Linked DNA regions of Homo sapiens: region 2 is linked to region 1. Evidence: read pairs that join two places in POLR2A ChIA-PET (ENCODE). Cell type or tissue: Panc1. All regions are shown on one strand.

Region 1 (5,000 bases):
TTCTGGTACTTGGTGTATCAGAAATTGATACCACCCTGTTCTTTAAATTTCTTGTTGGTTTTAAAGTTTTTCCATTGTAAACCTGGTGTGTGTGTGTGTGTGCGTGTGTGCACGTGTGTGTAAAACTGTATGGCCTTATCTAAAACGTTAGATGTTTGCTACAGCACACACCTGCCTTAGTTAGAGACCAAGCCCATGGCTAAGTGGTCTGGGTGGTGGTACCGGTGTCCCTCCAGAAGTCTTTCCCAGTTTAATAGTGGATTTTATCAAATCAAGATGCATTGATGCAAGTATTTTTTGATCATCTAGAAGTTCTCATTGGTTGATTTTCACAGTAAGTCAGAGCTGCCATCTGCCTGGCAGCAATTGTAAGGTACCATTGATGTCAGAGATGTTAAAATGTGGAAGAACATGTGTCTTAGAATATCTTGCAGATGGACCCATGATGTTCTAGTGCCTAATTACTGTCGAATGCTTGGAGACTTGTTTATGAGAAGTACTTGTCACATATTTACTAGAAGTAGGAGGAAGGCTTCAGTGGCTTCCTTTAGAAACTTCACCACTGTATTGAATGGCATCTTGTTGCAACAGCCTGATGTTAACTGGGGCACGTTCTGTCTTCTCTAGCATTGCTTCTTTCTTTTTTTTGAGACGGAGTCTCACTCTGTCACCCAGGCTGGAGTGCAGCGGCACAATCTTGGCTCACTGCAACCTCCACCCCCGGGTTCAAGTGATTCTTCTGCCTCAGCCTCCCGAGTAGCTGGGATTATAGGCACCCACCACCACGCCCAGCTAATTTTTTTTTTTTTTTTTTTTAGTAGAGATGGAGTTTCAGTGTGTTGGCCAGGCTGGTCTCGAACTCCTGACCTCAAGTGATCCACCCGCCTCAGCCTCCCAAAGTGCTGGGATTACACAGGTGTGAGCCACCACACCTGTGTGGCATTGCTTCTTTCATTAGGAGCCCTGCTGTGCTGCAGCATCCTTGCAATGGACAAGCAGTGAGAACGTTGGCCATTTGGTCACTTATCTATGAACTGGTGGCACTGGTATATCTTCCAGTGTCATTAATAGACATTTTTCTCATCATTGAGTTTTTTTCTTACTTTCAGTTTCCTTCTGTTCTACCCCTGCCATTCTGACCTTATTAATATTGGGAGTTCCAGTTGTCCCATTATCTTGCTTGCCATGCAGACTGCTTGACACTTCTTTTAACTGTGTATTATCCCACTGCAAAGAAATTTCTCAGAAAGTTCTGGTTATCCTTTCATAATTTTCTGCTGCAGACGGTGTTTTATTTTACCTGTTTTTATAGTTCTGTGGCCACTTCAGTGGCAATTTAAGAGGAAGAGGAGTTAATCTTTGGGCTAACACTGCCATTCATTTCTTCACCATGTATTTTATTGAAATGCCTGCGCTATGCCTGGCATAGTTCTGTGAGTATAGCAATAGTCAGAGAGTAGTACATCATGGGTATTCAATCTTTTGGCTTCCCTTGGTCGTATTGGAAGAAGAAGAATTGTCTTGGGTCACATATAAAATACACTAACAATAGCTGATGAGCTTTAAAAAATCGCAAAAAATCTCATAATGTTTTAAGAAAGTTTATGAATTTGTGTTGGACCGCATTCAAAGCCATGCTTACCTGGTTCTACTTCCCTTCATGTTTAGATCCTCTTTTAGAAAGATGTCAAGTTTTAAAAATCTTAACTTAGAATTTAGGGATTTATTGATAGCTTGTCAGTGCTTTGATTTGACACTAATGTATTCTATAGAAATAATTTTTATATCATTTGCTTTTTAGCCGATTACACCTCAACAAGAAGGCAACTGACAAACAGCCTTATAGCAAGCTCCCAGGTGTCTCTCTTCTGAAACCACTGAAAGGGGTAGATCCTAACTTAATCAACAACCTGGAAACATTCTTTGAATTGGATTATCCCAAAGTAAGTTCAGTGTTACGGTTTTTTGTTTTGTTTTGTTTTGTTTTGTTCCCCTCATGATAAACATTTAGGGATTTTAACACTGTATAAGGTGAAGGTATTAAAAATTCATGATGATATTGGCCTCATAAAATATAACCTTTAGTAGTAGTCATCACAGAACAGAAATAGGTTGAGGAAGGGGTGTAAATTCCCTTTCTAACCACCTATATGTCCGTGTGAAGTAGAGATCCCTGAGTAAACCTTCTGAAACTCAGACATTGTCAAGTGCCTGGTAGTTTGAAAATAAAAATTTTCTTCCATAAGAGCTGGATATGAACAATAGGAAGAGGAGACAAGGAGAGGGAGAAAGCAGTGTTAGTGGTCTGAAATGGGTTGCAGTACAGCCAGAACTAAACGTGACTTCTCCGGAGAAACTGGCTTTGAGCCAAGAATAGATTACAGTTAGTGGTACTGTAGGGTTTCATCTTACCTCATTTTTAATTTCCTTACTGTTCTGATTTTAATAGCTAATTGTATTGCTTATACCATTTATCTATATAATCTGTATATCTGTAAACTCAGTGTACTCCCTTAATTGGAGACCTTCCAGTTTTCTTGAGATGAAAGTATTCTTTTTATCACTTTGCTTTAGTAGTCCACCTGTAGTTTCTTAGGATAACTTAATATTCTTTGATTTTTGTACTTAGCTTTACAGCAGCTTTGTATTAAATTGCTTGAGACTGCTTTTGAAAGGGCATTTTGGTGGTAACAGATCACTTGTGAGAAGAATGTGTCTTTAAGCTTCTACCCACTTGACTTTCAGTACAGTTTAGTTTTCCCTTTGCGGTCTCTATTCACTTGCCTCAATTTTTACCCTATTGCCTCAGTTTTTCCATAGCTGTTTTTGCTACTGGGAGAGTCGTCCCTCTTAATTTTTTTGGACAGGGTAGCTCAAATAATCAGAAGGAAGATGATATGCGCACTACACTTCTTATGGTGACTGGTTTTCATGCTCTTATTTCTTTTCTTTTAGCCTTTATTTTTCTCGGTAGCACCAATGAAAAGAATAGAGAAGACACAGATGTGATAGCCTTAATGCAGCACTTATTAAGTAGGTAGACATGAGTATCATTCAGTTGTATTTTTAGTGTTTTTATATTATTGCTTTGGAGTTTTGGAGTTTAGAAGCCAATTTTGGAGTATTGGAAGCTGTTTTGAAGCAAAAAAATTATATGTTCTAGTTTGTGTGTGTTTATATGCTTAATAATTTTAGATATTTGAATTAAATACATGTGTTAACTTCAATCAAATATATAATTTTTAAATAAGATATAATTGTATATACTTGTTTTTTCAAACTAAAAAATGGTAAAACTTAGCCTTTTGTAATTGAGAAAGATATAAATAAAATTAATTGTAAAATAAGCTTTGCAGTAAGAAAAATGGGAGATTTTCAAGCTCCATAAAAGTAAATGCAAAGGAGAATTAATGTTTACGAATGAAAGAAATTTTCTATTGATTATGAATGAATCTTAGAGCATAGCTTAGAGTCATATGCATTATCATTGTGAAACTTAATCTCACATTTCAGTTTTTTAACCATCCTCTTTCACTTTCCCCATTCAACCACTCTTAAAATTGGTCATGGAATTTTTACGTTGTAGTGCTTGTGAGATGATAGTCATGGGGTTTAAATGCTTGAGGAAGTCAGTGAGGGGTTTAGTTGTAGAAAGAATGGTTTTTTGTGTTCGTTTTTGTTTTTAAGACAGTATCTTGCTTTGTCACCTAGGCTGGAGCATAGTGGCACAGTCGTGGCTCACTGCAGCCTCAGCCTCCCAGGCTCAACCAGTCCTCCCACCTCACCCTCCCTGGTAGCTGGGACTATGGGCATGTGCTACCACACCTGGCTGATTTTTGTATTTTTTGTAGAGGGTGTTGCCATGTTGCCGGGGCTGGTCTTGAACTCTTGGGCTCAAGCAATCCCCCCACCTCAGCCTCCCAAAGTGCTGGGATTACAGACATGAGCCACCATGCCCTACTGAAAGAATTTTAAAAAGTAACCCCAGGGTTATATGTATCCATTGATTACGAGCATTTCTAATGACCCCATAACTGATTTCTTGTGAATGAAGATTTTGGCCAGGCGTGGTGGCTTGTGCTTGTAATCCTAGCACTTTGGGAGGCTGAGGCGGGAGGATTGCTTGAGGCCAGGTGTTCAAGACCAGCCTGGGCAACACAGTGAGACCCCCACCTTCAAAAAAATAAAAATTAAAAAATTGAAATAAAAAATTGTTTTGGAAATTACAGTTTAGAATGATCTCAAGAGCTCTTGTTTTCACTTAGAGTAGTAGCTCTTTTTCCATTTAGTTATATCATTTAAGTGGGTTGAGGAGAAAGCTATTTTGACATTCATTGTAAGATGAAGAATAGCATCTGCAGATTATTTTATTCTTTGTTAGTACAGAATTTTATTTTCTAATTATAAACTTATATTTAGCTGTATAAATAGAAAGTTTGGAAAGCAGAGGAGAAGTGCAAAGTACCTGCAATCTAAGGGAAATATTTGATTTCACAGCATTTTATTTACTTGGTGAAAACCAAATACAATGGCAAATGTTCCACAGGAGACTAAAGTTAAACCACTGAAATCACGCATATCTGAGCATGAACAGACAAGGCATTTGTGTCACCAAGAAGTCAAGGAGACCCAAAATAAACATTTACGTGACTGCCAGGCGCAGTGCCCTTTCATATTTGCATTTTGCCTGGTGTGAACATCGTTTTACCAGAGTATGGAAATGTTTTCATTTTGGACATAACTTTCTCTTCTAATATTCGATTGGGACTATCATAGGCCATTTGGGGGAAAATAATAAAACATATCTTCAAGTTTTAAAATTTTACTTAATTTTGGACATGTGCAAGAAAATTTACTGCTACTGGTACTTGCTCTGAATTTCTAGGTTTCAATTTTGGTGAGACTAGACTAGTTGCTCTGAAAGATCTCTGCGCTGTATTCATCTTACAAGTCTACTTTTATACTGATACTCATTCCTTGGGAAGACATAAAAGAATGAA
Region 2 (5,000 bases), 430 kb after region 1:
TTCTCTCTTCTGGAGCTGGGACACTGTTCTTTTCCTGCCCTTAGACATAAGAACTCCAAGTTCTCCAGCCTTTGGACTCCAGGACTTGCACCAGCAGCCTTCTAGTTTCTCAGGCCTTTGGATTTGGACTTAGACAGAGCCGCATTACTGGCTTCTTGGGTTCTCCAGCTTGCCGATGGCCTATCATGGAACTTGGCCTCCATAAGTCTCCTCTCATATGTCTCTGCGTGTGTGTGTATCCCATTGGTTCTGTCTCTCTAGAGAACACTGACTAATACAGTCGTCTTCACAGAAGCCTGAATATACTCTATAACATATAATATAAGAGGTTAGACTGGACACAGTGGCTCACGCCTGTAATCCCAACACTTTGGGAGGCCGAAGTGGGCGGATCACTTGAGGTCAGGAGTTCGAGACCAGCCTGGCCAACATGGTGAAACCCATCTCTGCTAAATATACAAAAAGTAGTCGAGCATGGTGGCACACACCTGTAATCTCAGCTACTCAGGAGGCAGAGGCAGAAGAATCACTTGAACCCAGGAGGCAGAGGTTGCAGTGAGCCGAGATTGCACCATTGCACTCCTGCCTGGGCGACAGAGCGAGACTCCGTCTCAAGAAAGAAAAACAAAGAAGAAGAAGAAGAAGAAGAAAGAGAGATTAAAAATAAACGTGTAGGCATGGGCTGATATATATACTTTTGTTTACAAGTTCTACCTATTGAGAGGATCAAGGACCAAACAATGACATCACAGTAACTTTTTTTGTGGGGGCGGGGGTGGGCAGTCTCACTATGTTGCCCAGACTGAACTCAAACTCCCATGCTCAAGTAATTCTCCCACTTCAGTCTCCTGAGTAGCTGGGACTACAGGTGTGCACCACCATGCCCAGCATTGCCCATATCTTAGTTTCTAGACACCATTGGCTGATAAAAAAGGAACCAAGACTCCTCAGAGAAGTTGTTGGTTCCAGGGCTGGATCGGGGAAAATGCAGGATGAGCCTAGAGTATCTTGAGGCTCATTTTGAGGACAGAAAGTAAAAAAGTTACTTGCACGCAAAATGTTAACATTAGGGGAATCTGGACAGTGGTTATTCAGATACACTCTGAACAATTTTTTTTTTTTTGAGACTGAGTTTCGCTCTCGTCACCCAGGCTGGAGTGCAATGGTGTGATCTCAGCTCACTGCAGCCTCTGCCTCCCGGGTTCAAGTGATTCTCCTGCCTCAGCCTCCCCAGTAGCTGGGATTACAGGTGCCTGCCACCACACCCGGCTAATTTTTGTATTTTTAGTTCAAAGTGCTTTTTACCAGTTTTCACTACCACTACAAGCGTTAGCTCATATCCTCAACTGGTATTATCCAACTTTAAAAATTTTGTCAAGCAGTCAGTTTAAAATATCTTACATGCAGCTGGGCGTGGTGGCTCTCACCTGTAATCCCAGCATTTTGGGAGGCCGAGGTGGGCAGATCACCTGAGGCCAGGAGTTTGAGAACAGCCTGGCCAACATGGTGAAACCCCGTCTCTACTAAAAATACAAAAAATTAGCTGGGTGTGGTGGTGGCGCCTGTAATCCCAGCTACTTGGGAGGCTGAGGCAGGGAAAATCGCTTGAACCCAGGAGGCGGAGTTTGCAGTGAGCTGAGACCAGGCCATTGCACCCCAGCCTGGGCAACAGAGCAAGACTCTATCTCAAAAAAAAAAAAAAAGAAAAAATCTTACATGCCCTCATTTTTCATTTCATTTCATTAATGCAATTGAATTTCATTTCACATGTTATTGGCCATTCATTGATAAATCTCCTTCAGTAAAGTACCTGTTCATATATTTTACCCATTTTTTTTCATATTTGACTATACATTCTTTACTTATTGGTTTGCAGGAGCTACACACACACATTTTTTTTTCTGACAATATTTGCAGACAGTTCTTCATCCAGTATGTTGCTTCTCTTTTGCTTTTCTTTATGGTGTCTTCTGATAAACAAAAACTTTTCATTTTAATTTTAAAAGGTAAAATTTATCAATCTTTTTTTATTTATGTTTTGGGCCTTTTGTTTAAGCTTCTATTAAGTATTATACCTTAGTTCTTGTGCAGTAAGACAAGAAACAGAAATAAAATATATATGCTACAGTTTAAATAGTATTTGTCCTCTCTGAAACTCATGTTGAAATTTGATTATCATTGTGGCAGTGTTGGGAGATGGGGACCGTTAGGGGGTGATTAGGTCATTAGGGGGAATTAATGCCATTCTTGTTGTAGCCAATTAATACTCAAGAATCCATTAGTTATCACAAGAACAGGTTGTTATAAAGCAAATTGGGCTTCTTTGGCTCTCTTTTGCTTCCTCTCTTGCCACATAATTCCTTCCCTTTTCTGCCATGCTATAAAGGAGCACAAGGCCCCCACCAGATGCAGCTGTCCAGTCTTTGACTTCCCAGCCTCCAGAACTGCAAGCTAAATAAATCTCTTTTCTTTATAAATTATCCAGTCTCAGGTATTCAGTTATAGCAACAGAAAACCTGCTAAAACAATATGAATATTGGAAAGGAAAAATAAGTTGCCATTATTTGCAGCTGATATGATTATCTATGTAGAAAATTCAAAAGTATATCAAAAGTTTTAAAATTAATGCAAAAGAAAAAAATTAATGAGAGAGTTTAATAAGAAGTCTGGGTATAAGATTAACATATGAAAATTAGTTGCATTTCTATATACCACAAAAACAATTAGATAATATTATTTAAAAATGGCTAGCCAGGCACGGTGGCTCACACCTGTAATTCCACACTTTGGGAGGCCGAGGCGGGTGGATCACCTGAGGTCGGGAGTTCGAGACCAGCATGACCAACATGGAGAAACCCCCATCTCTACTAAAAATACAAAATTAGCCGGGTGTGGTGTCACATACCTGTAGTCCCAGCTACTCGGGAGGCTGAGGCAGGAGAATTGCTTAAACTGGGAAGGCGGAGGTTGCGGTGAGCCGAGATGACACCATTGCACAGCAAAAATAATAATAATAATGAAAATAATACCACTGCCACAGAGCTATATACTTTAAAATGGTTAAAATGGTAAACTTAAATGAGCTAAGCATGGTGGCACACACATGTAGTCCCACCAGCTACTCCTTGGGAGGCTGAGGCAGAAGGATTACTTGAGCCCAAAGAGTTCCAGGTGACAGCGAGTTGTGATTGTGTGCCATTGTACTTCAGCCTGAGAGACAGAGTAAGACCCTCATCTCTAAAAAAAAAAAAAAAAAAAAAAAAAAAAAGGAAAAAAAATTTTTTTTTTTTGAGATCAGAGTCTTACTCTGTCACCCAGGCTGGAGTGCAGTGGAGTGATCTCAGCTCACTGCAGCCTCCACCTCCTGGGTTCAGGTGATTCTTGTGCCTCAGCCTCCTCAGTAGCTGGGACCGCAGGAGCACACCACCATGCCCAGCTAATTTTTGTATTTTTTTTTTCAGTAGAGTTGGGGTTTTACCATTTGGCCAGGCTGGTTTTGAACTCCAGACCTCAAGCGATCCACCCACATTGGCCTCCCAGAATGTTGGGATTACAGGCGTAAGCCACAACACCTGGCCAAAAAAAAGTAAATTTAAATATAAAAATTAAAAATAAATGACTTCTAGAATAGCTCAGACAGTCTTAAAGAATAATAATGTGGGGACTAGCTCTATCTAATATTAAAATTTGTATATCATGAAGTCAAATAATCAAGAAAAAATGTAGTATTGCCATAGGAATAGACAAATTTTCTTTTTTTTTTTCTTTTTGAGACAGAGTCTCGCTCTGTTGCCCAGGCTGGAGTACAGTGGCATGATCTCGGCTCACTGTAACCTCCACCTCCCAGGTTCAAGCAATTCTCCCTGCCTCAGCCTCCCAAGTAGCTGGGAGTATAGGTGCCCGCCATCATGCCCAGCTAATTTTTGAGACGGGGTTTCGCCATGTTAGCCAGGCTGGTCTTGAACTCCTGACCTCAGGTAATCCACCCTTTTTGGCCTCCCAAAGTGCTGGGATTACAGGCGTGAGGAGATCTTGGCAAATATAAAAACTTTCTTTTCTTTTTTCTTTTTTTTCCTTTTTTCTGAAACGAAGTCTTGCTCTGTGGCCCAGGCCGGAGTGCAGTGGCGTGATCTCAGCTTGCTGCAACCTTTGTCTCCTGGGTTCAAGCGATTCTCCTGCCTCAGCCTCCCGAGTAGCTGGGACAAAGGTGCGTGCCACCATGCCCAGCTAATTTTTGTATTTTTAGTAGAGGTGGCATTTCTCCATGTTGGCCAGGTGAGTCTCGAACTCCTGACCTCAGGTGATCCACCTGCCTCAGCCTCCCAAGGTGCTGGGATTACAGGCATGAGCCACCACACCTGGCCGGCAAATATAAAAACTTGATGTAGGACACAGGAGGCATTTAGGGGAAAAAAATGGAAGTTATTTTCTTCTTCATTCCAAATACAGGTACCAACCTCATACCCATATACAATGAGCAGCTCCAGATGACTTACAAATTAAAGGGAAAACTTTTAAGGTTTTAGATGGTTTAGGAGACTATATGACTTTAGGATATAAAAGGTGTTCTTAAACACAATTTCAATTTAAGGTTAGAGACATACACACTTTAGCAATTCTTTGCTTGTATGTTTGTTTTTTCCTGAGACAGAGTCTCTTGATCTGTCACCCAGGCTGGAGCGCAGTGGCGCTTTCTCAACTCACTTTGCCTCCCAGGTTCAAGTGATTCTCCTGCCTCAGCCTCCTGAGTAGCTGGGACTACAGGTGCGTGCCACCACACCCAGTTAATTTTTGTATTTTTAGTAGAGATGGAGTTTCGCCATGTTGGCCAGGCTGGTCTTGAACTCCTGACCTCAGGTGATCTGCTCACCTCACCCTTCCAAAGTGCTGGGATTACAGGCCACTTTAGCAATTATAATCCTAGATGTATATAACCTAGAGCACCAGATGTATATAACCTTGTGCACCAGAAGATGTATGAAAAAATATTCATAGCATCA

What was found. ChIA-PET counts read pairs that join two places held together with the same protein. Peaks named below come from ENCODE experiments on the same cell type or tissue, not always from the same donor. Only the 100,000 strongest peaks of a DNase experiment are listed, where the experiment ranks them.
Region 2: POLR2A ChIA-PET joins it to region 1 with 5 read pairs; 10 of 35 experiments call an interaction of 5 or more read pairs at or near these places.

The regions. Positions count from the first base shown.
Region 1 is chr9:111,912,804-111,917,803 of GRCh38, forward strand. It overlaps UGCG (UDP-glucose ceramide glucosyltransferase), which reads left to right. Exons shown (of 9, transcript NM_003358.3): 2 at 1,802-1,943. Among named protein-coding and RNA genes, the nearest start is that of MIR4668, 17 kb to the right of the region's middle. In Panc1, no CTCF peak of the experiment used is centred here; no DNase peak of the experiment used is centred here; H3K27ac peaks cover 2,558 bases.
Region 2 is chr9:112,342,103-112,347,102 of GRCh38, forward strand. It overlaps a transcript of PTBP3 not described here. Among named protein-coding and RNA genes, the nearest start is that of PTBP3, 11 kb to the left of the region's middle. In Panc1, no CTCF peak of the experiment used is centred here; no DNase peak of the experiment used is centred here.